2 separate regions of the Homo sapiens genome follow, and region 2 is linked to region 1. A link is an interaction called in ENCODE POLR2A ChIA-PET data of the cell type or tissue named here. Cell type or tissue: MCF 10A. All regions are shown on one strand. Each heading gives the region's core, and the rest is flanking DNA. Links, peaks and the distances in the headings are about the cores only. Region 1 has its middle 240 kb from the start of IGFBP3. Region 2 overlaps LOC102723446 (a long non-coding RNA gene).

Evidence for each region. ChIA-PET counts read pairs that join two places held together with the same protein. Peaks named below come from ENCODE experiments on the same cell type or tissue, not always from the same donor. Only the 100,000 strongest peaks of a DNase experiment are listed, where the experiment ranks them.
Region 2: POLR2A ChIA-PET joins it to region 1 with 5 read pairs; 2 of 35 experiments call an interaction of 5 or more read pairs at or near these places.

What each region holds. Positions count from the first base shown.
Region 1 is chr7:46,158,495-46,162,884 of GRCh38, reverse strand. No RefSeq gene overlaps it. Among named protein-coding and RNA genes, the nearest start is that of IGFBP3, 240 kb to the right of the region's middle. In MCF 10A, for the core only: no CTCF peak of the experiment used is centred there; a DNase peak (open chromatin) is centred at 1,814.
Region 2 is chr7:45,968,429-45,972,818 of GRCh38, reverse strand. All of the region lies in intron 1 of LOC102723446 (a long non-coding RNA gene), which reads right to left. Among named protein-coding and RNA genes, the nearest start is that of IGFBP3, 49 kb to the right of the region's middle. In MCF 10A, for the core only: no CTCF peak of the experiment used is centred there; no DNase peak of the experiment used is centred there.

The sequences.
Region 1 (4,390 bases), core at 151-4,150:
ATCAAGAGACCAGGGAATTCCCCTTAAAGAGCATGCTAAACATATTTTTCTACCTGACACCCAGAGCCTTCTCCAAATAGCCAGCATCTCTACGTCAGGAACTGCTGGGCTTCAGCATGAGTGGGGATTCAAGCTCTGGGCTCACTGCAGTCTGGCATCACATCCAAGCCCCACCCACACCCAGCTCATCTCAGCTGCCCAGCGCTCACTACCTCAGCTGACTCAAGCCCTCTTCCAGAGACAATGCATCCCTTAAATGAGACAGCCAGGTGGGAAGGGGCCCCCAGAGAAACTCCAACCAGTCTGTGCACTAGAGTGGAGCCACAGAAGTTCTGTGCTGTTTGCAGCAGGGAGAAGCCTGGCCCCTCCTCTTCCTGGGTGGAACCTGGGATTCAATCTGTGAGGTGGGAAGCGCACAGGCAAAAAGCACACTCTCTTGCTTCACTAAGAGTCTCTGTTACCCCTTTTTTCCCTTTTTGCCCAATAAATCCCATTTTTCTCACTCTTCAAATCATCTACGAGCCTAAATTTTCCTGGCTGTGTGACAAGGACCCTGTCTTTAATTGAGCTAAGGAAAAGTCTCGCAACATTAACATTCCTTCCAAATGTGCCTGTGGCTTTGTACACTTCTGTTTCTCTTGCCATGATATCTCTTGTGCCTAACTCTGTCTGGCAGGTAGTAAGTGTTTAATAAATAGCTAAGAAAAAAAAATTAAAAGGAAGGGAGAGGAGAAGGAGGGATGACAAGCTCACTAGCATTCAAATAAAGTCACAACAAGGACTTGGTGGGGTGGTGTAAGGATCCAAGCCCATTGGATAAATGGATACAAGATACGAATGTTCCCTTCCAGCCTCATTTGTTACATCTTTGACTTAAGCCCTAAGTGTTGAGCATTTTTCTGGCACTCCCCTGGAGAATCGCCTGCAGATTCGGTTACATGGTGGATTCAGCAGACTCCACACACTGAGCTCTGTGCCAGGGCCTGGCTGTTTTCTGGCTCAATCCTCTCAGCAGCCCTAGAAGTGGAGTTTGGTACTCCTGCTGTGGAGATGAGGAAACAAGACTCTGAAAATTTAGGAGATGGCCCCAACCTGGCAGCTAGTGGCACCTAGCACTGAGCTCCATCTTGCCCTCTGGGCCCAGAACTCCTTTGGTGCCTGTGGTGTGCCTGCGATTGCCTTGTGAGGTGGGGCTTACTGTGTAGAAAGAGCCAAAAGTATTCAGCAAGAGATCTATGGTCCAGCATGGTGACTATACTTAATAACAACATACTGTGCACTCCAACATTACTGACAGAGTAGATTTGAAAAGCTTTCACCACAAATAAATGACAACTATGTAAGCTAACGTATATGCTAATTAGCTGAATTTAGCACTTCCACAGTGTGTACATATTTCAAAACATGGTTTTGTACACCATAAATATATACAATTTTACTTGTCAAATAAAAAATAAGTAGTAAGAACAAAAGTTTTAAGAACTGTCGTAAAATGAAATCAAGCCATTTCTGCTACCGGACAGACTCGCCTTCCAGGCTCCATGCCTCTTCTTTCCTCTTGACTTAAACTAACTCCCTGGACTAAAACCTTGGGTCCTGCTACCTTCACCATATGCTGCCCATCAGCCCTTGGTGGCCCCTTCAACAGCGGGGCCTGGGCCATCAGATCCTCGGCCTTCCTACTGTGGCCTCTGCCTGCCAACTTGTCCTGACATCTCCCAAAGTGAAAATGCTCATGGCCAAATTTGGCCCCAGCCCAGGGCCTCGGCTTCGCAGCACGAGCAGGGCCACAGCTCTGGGTGCCTGAGTCGTGCGTCATCCACAAGCAAGGGCACTGCTCATGCTCCTGTTGCCAGTGGGCAAACCAGGGCAGGACTTGATGTTATTTGTCCCATTAATCATGATCTTGGAGAAAAAAAATCTTGAGATGACTATTTCAGCACACCACATAGTAACTGAATGTTAGTCACATCAATCCATTTTCAGACAGCAAAGGAGGCAAATTTGAAGAAGCAGAGTAAGTACTTTGCACTATGTGGCTATTGTTCACAGATAACCAGATGTTAATTAAAGAAGGAAAAGACTGAAATCGATCTATTACCCTGATTACACTAATCCTTCACTCCTGTTTGCAGATTAAATGGCCAATACATTCTATCACTGCATTGATTCAAACTATGGGCCCAGGGACCCTCTTCCTCAAGACTTCTAGACAGGATTTTAGTTATCTAAACTGTAACTAAATTTTAGTTTGTCTTTGTATCTGTATTTGTTCTTTCTTCACTCTTTGCAACCAACCTAGACCTTGTTCTTAAGGAGTGAGAGGGGGCAGAACCTTTTTTTTTTTAGTCAATGATGTATTTCCTCAGGTATCAAGCACATAAAGTGAACACAAAGGGATAGTACAGATTTTGGAATTAATTTTTCAAATTGTATTGATAATGGAGTGCTGACACTTGGTGAATTTAGTTCTTCTCTATTGCATCAGACAAATCTAAGGAGTGGAGTCCTCATCCATGTCGTGGAAGTCTCATCAGTGATTTCATGCCAAGTCAAGGCCGATGCAGAGGAAGTAACTGTGGACCAGCAATGAGAGATTTGGCTTCTATCCCTGTGCCATCCTGACTCCCCTGTGACTTTCCCTGTCTGTAAATGGAGAATCTTGGAGTCCCAGGCCCCAGCTGGCAGTCACGATGGTTATTTGAGCAGAACCCTTGCAGTGTGGCATGCTTTGGAGAAGAGAACCAGCACGTGCTAACAGCCATTGAAGAGCAATGACAGCACTGCTCCCATGTCCACTGAGGAACAGAGTGACTGCTGTTCCTCTTGCTGGTGCACCGTTCTCCAATGACACTGGCGGAGAGTCAAGGAGTGAACTGGGAGAGGAAGCAATTGTATCGGAAAAATATCGCCTAAACAGAAGAGTTCCCCAGAAGCTCAATGTGATAGTTAACTGCATGTGTCAAATGTGCTGGGCCACAGAGCCCAGATATGGGATTAGACATTATTCTGGGTGTGTCAGTGAGAGTGTTTTGGATGAGATTAACATTTAAATTAATAGGCTGTGGGCAAAGCAGGACCTTTGGCTGTGACCAAAACCTATCCCCATGGGATCCTGTAAGACACAAATGAGGAAACCTCAGCCTGCCCCACTTTTGTTCCCAATGGGGCACGTAGGAAGGGCAGCTTCACCATAGGGCTTAAAATTGGCCCTTAGACCCAAAGCACTTAGACCTGCATCCTACTCAGGGAATCTCTCCTTTATTATTGCCCCTCAAAACTTGATACCAGTTTCTCCAATGTTTGATTCAAGTATTAGAAAATGCTTCAGAATATCCATTGAAAGAGATAAAGGCAATAATAAACAACTCTTCATTAAGTATCTACTATATTCATAGCACTGTTATATCCATGGGACAATAAAGTAATTAACCTTCATGCTGAACTTTCCCATGCATCTTACTATTTGCTATTAACAAACATCTTGTGAGAAAAAGAATATAAGCACATGTTGTAGATAATGAAAATGAGTTTTAGAGGGTTCAAATTGAGTTGTGCAATGTGAGGAATGTGGAATTTGGATTCAGGTGGGCGGTTCATCCTAACCTTGAGAGTTTTACTACCATGAATCTGTCTTAGAGGAGAAAGCATCACTGACTTCCCCTGCATATTTATGGACTCAAATTCATCATTGCTTGGTCCCCAAGCACCTCCACCTCTATATTGGCCTGCAGCTTAGGGGAGTGTTTTTTTTTTTTTTTTTTTGAGACAGTTTCACTCTTGTCTCCCACGCTGGAGTGCAATGGCACTATCTCAGCTCACTGCAACCTCCGCCTCCTGGGTTCAAGCGATTCTCCAGCATCAGCCTCCTGAGTAGCTGGTATTACAGGCACCTGCAACCACGCCCAGCTAATTTTTGTATTTTTAGTAGAGATGAGATTTCACCACGTTGGCCAGGCTGGTCTCGATCTCCTGACCTCAGGTGATCCACCTACTTCGGCCTCCAAAAGTGCTGGGATTATAGGTGTGAGCCACCACACCCAGCCAAGGGAGATTTTTATATGACCATTTGGAGGAAAATTCTGTAAGCAATATAATTATTATTTTTAAAAATTACCTTTCTCTTATAATTTATAAGAAATATATCAGTCAGGAGAAAGAGGCAGAAAAAAACCAATCTAAGTAATTACTGGTCTTCTCAACTGTCAATCCACATCAAAATTAAGCCTGCTCCATCTTTGTTGCCACGCTCATAATTTATGAAATATTTGTCACTGCATATGCACTTTGCACAGTTGAATTTATCATGAGTGAAGTGTTTCATTTGTTTTCTCAATAAGCTAGCATTCTACATTTCTGCAAGGGTAAGTATGCAAGTTTTGCACATTAA
Region 2 (4,390 bases), core at 104-4,103, 190 kb after region 1:
TCTGTGGCCGTTCCACATCCTGGGCTGGACCTTGTCTTTGGTCTCACGGACCTTGGGTCCAACCATGCAGGAAATGAACAAAAGATGCTTTCTCATATCAGGAAGATAACAAGTGAGGCCAAAGATCATAAATCAGAGGGTAGGGGAAGGGAGTGGCAGCCAATGTGAATGGGGTGTACTGAAAGGCCTTTCCTAAGACTCAGGTGTTTCACATGGCTATGAGGTCTGAGACCCCACCCAGCTGGGAATATCTCTTGGGCCCAAATCCCATGTGCCCTTCAGGGCCCAGCCCAAAGACTACACCCCTCAAATTCATTGTTCTTTTTTCTTTATTTATTTATTTCTTTTTTTTGAGACGGAGTCTCCCTCTATCACCCAGGCTGGAGTGCAGTCGTGCGATCTCAGCTTACTGCAACCTCTGCCTCCCGGGTTCTAGTTATTCTCCTGCCTCAGCCTCCCAAGTAGCTGAGATTACAGGTGCACACCACCACACCTGGCTAATTTTTGTATTTTTGGTAGAAATGGGGTTTCACCATGTTGGCCAGGCTGGTCTCGAACTCCTGACCTCAAGTGATCCACCTGTCTCAGCTTCCCAAAGTGCTGAGATTACAGGCATAAACCACCACACCCAGTGAAATTCATTCTTCTTAACCCACATTTCACCACAGTGAGACAGGAAAGGATGGCACCCAGACGCTATTGGTGCACATAGCGTAACCTTGGGAAAGCCAGAGCTGGCTGGCTTAGGGGACAAGCCCCTGGCCACAGGGGGATGTTCTCCAGTATTCTCACTCTCATTCGTGCACTCAACAAGCAGTTTCTGGAGCCCACCCATGCCAAACGCTAGGGATACAGTGTCCTGGACAGATGGGCTCCCCGTGGTGCTGAACTCTTTGTGGAACAGACAAAGAGGGAACAAAGCAAGTAAATTTCAAAGGCAGGTACAGATATAAAATGATGTAAGTACTTTAAAAAGAAATCTCTGGGACCTGATGATTCAGAGTGAGGAGGGTGACTTCCCTCAGGGACATACCAGGGAAGGCCTCTCTGAAGAGGGCTGGGAAGGGACCCTGAGGGAGGAACATGCTGCAAGATGGGTCTAGGACACCCAGGGAGCAGGGAGGGAGGCAGGCAGGAGCCAGGCCTGTTGACCACATGAGAGTCGAGATTTCATTCTAGTTTCAACAGAAATCTTCCAAAGAGCGTACCACAAAGGAGCAATGCTGTAGCAAAAGTTTGGGGGAGAGAAGGTAAAAAGAGTGGGTGAATTGAAGGACTGAGCAATAAAGGAATGGGCCTAGATATAAAGGTGAAGGCCCACGTCTCTTGTTTATGTGTTTCTCCTGGTTGGTGATGGATTCACTCTCTGAGGGAGGAGTTCTTTCATCCACCCCAAGGCTGGAAGCATCTCCAAATCGATGACCTTGCGGCTTTAGGACCACAGAGAAACATATATGCCCCACGCCAGCTCCAGATGCAGTCCCAGGGAAGGATTGCCTTTGGCTTGGGATGGGTCATGTGCCCAGGCCCAGACCTTAGCAAACCATGCTAAGGACTGTAACTGGCAGCTCACACCCAAAACCGTGCTTCTGGAAGGTAGAGAGGAGTGCCTTGAAATAAAGGGGTCATTTTTCTGTGCAGACAACATTGCAATCTCCCAGAAGTGCTGATGAAACTGAGCTCTGAAGGGAAGAAGAAATCTGAGTTTCCAAGGAGCAGAGGTTTAAGAGACGTGGAGTCTGTAGGCAGACAGCTTTCACTGAATTCAAATGAGAGATTGAACTAGGATAGTTTCTCACAGAAATAGGAGAAACAGACTGGATAAAGGAAATGAAATAAAAAGCAAAGTAAACAGAACTGGAGGAAGAAATGAGAGCTTCAAAAACTTCAAACTGAGAAGGGCAGAGGAAAAGAGAAGCCACACTCAGGATCCAGGTGAATGTGGATGGTGCCCACAGTTCCTCTGTCTCAATGTCAGCTCTCAGGTCAGCACCAGGAGCTCAGTCATTTCCATGTGCAAGAGCTGAGACCTTCAAATCTAAAAGAGGTCTTGCAATCTGTGCCCAACCGTGCTCATTCTGAGTGGAATGAGAATTCCACACTCCAACCCAAACCCAGTGAGCCTTTAATGGCATATTCTTAAGCGGCAGACTTGGATTCAGGGCAGGAAATGCCATCTGAGCTTATAAAGCCTTCAGCAGAGGAATATCAGCTCTAGAAACCCCAAACAGAAGCAGGCCTGGCCAAGCTAGAGACCTACAGATGCAACACACCATGGGCTAGAATTTTTAGCACAAAGGGCACTTTTATCACAAAAGGCTAGAAAAACAGTCCTGTCCATTTTTAGAAGTCTATCAAAATATCCTGTCAAAATGAAACAAAATACAATAATAAAAAATTCATAGCAGCAGGGCATGAAGATGAGGGTCTAAGGCAGCCCAGGAGGCCACCCACACACCAGTCTCCGAGTGTCCTTGCCAAATCTCTCTCTGGACATTCCCTCAACCCAACCAATTCTCCCCAAGTCCAAAACACAGCCTCTGCGCATCCTTCCCAACCTCTCCTCTCCCTCACTCTCTAGCTTGCAAACTCCTAGTTACCTTCAAGGCCAGGCCCAAGTGTCACTGGGTCTCGGCAGCCTTCCCAATGCCCCAGGCAGGCACAACCACCCCCTGCCTGGGCAGCCACACCAGTCTCTCTATACTGCTGATCTCCCAGCCCTGACCTGAACGAGTACCACCTTTTGCCATGTGCCCTGCTGAACGTGGGCTCCTCCCAACTAGGGCTCTGTGCCTGGGCTCTGGCCCGGAGCCCCATACACTCCAGACTGGGTAAATGTTGGATAACTATTTGGTGATTGATACAAGGCTTCTGACACAAAGAGAACTGCCCAGAGGTTATTTTCCATTCCCCCAAAAAACTCCAAAAGAACAAGGGTTCCAAACCACTCTTTTCCCTGCTTCCAAAAGACTTTCTGAAAATGAACCCAGCATCTGGAAATTAACTCACTGTGTAACTGTTTCTAAATAGGACAGGTGGACCCCAAAGCGTCTTTCCTCATGGGCTGTCTCAGCTGCCAGGGCAAATGTGTCAATTGCTGTCCTATAAAAGCACGAGGCCACCTCAATTCCAGAAATAAGCAGCAAGGAGCATTGAATATGCAGCGGCCACAGGAAGCGGCAGGACTATACGAATGGAAGCTTCCCACGTAGATTGGTATGTTTCAGCTGATTGGCAGGTAGATGACCAGGTTAAGCACTAAGCGATAAAGCGCACACCCACTGGCTTTTGTGATGTGCATCTCTCTGTCCCTCGGGAGCTTGGATGTTTCTTTTTGGATGGGCCCAAGAGGGTAGCAACAGTTGCTCACTCCAGAAGATGGCAAATACTTGCCCACCCTTTGTCACTGGCCTTAGAGTGACTAGAGGACATAATTAATCATTAAGACACTCCTTCCTGCCAGCATGGGCAAGCCTTCAGAATTCTTCTCCACTCGCACCATGGAAATTCCCTGTCACCCCTGGAATAAATTACTTTCTGTTAAGTGTAGAATCCAGGCAGGTAAGCAAGGTCAGAATGTTAGCCAGGGATTCACTTTGCGATATTTATGGTCCCCTCAGATTTAATGGTATAATCTGATATATATCCAAACAAAATGATATCATCTGATATGAAACAAAATGAGTGCACAGAGGGGTAGAAAACAATGTGTCCTTAATTCAGTTTCTCCAGAACACTTGGCATCCGCCCTGCCGGCCTCGAGGAAGGAGCGCAGCTCCGTGAAGGGTGGGGACATTCCCACAAGAGAGAAAGCAGAATACAAAACAGGACACAGCCTCATCTCTTTGCAACTAAATTTTCAAAATCTTCCATCTAGATGACTCTTAGTTGAGGAGATTCTTCATCTAAAGAGAACTGAATATTCCTCACGTTTGGACGTTAATCAGAAAAAGGCAAATCAGAAGGGAGAGAAATCCTGACTTGGGAAGGTCAGCATGCAACAGATACTACCCCAGATCTCCAACACCAGGCACAAGGATTTATAGCTAATCAGACGCTTAATACAGTCTATTCATCAAGTTTCTGTAGCCATTGGACACTTACCATACCTGGGCAAAGGGGCAAAGGGGGAAAGTTTGAAAGATGAAAGAGATGTGTGTCCACCCACATAGAAAGAGCCGGGACACGTTGTGGAAAGCAAGTTGCTACATCAATAGAGCCCGCCCTTGGCCCATTTAAAGGAAGGGCATGGAAGCAGCACTTATGGAGCCTGCAGGGGCTCACCAGGCAATGGCTCTGTTCACCTCCGCGGGGAGAGAGGGCTGGGAGGGCAGGTGAGCGAGAACCAGCACATCTGAGTCTGTCTATTCCTGTGTTGTTGGAATAGTTT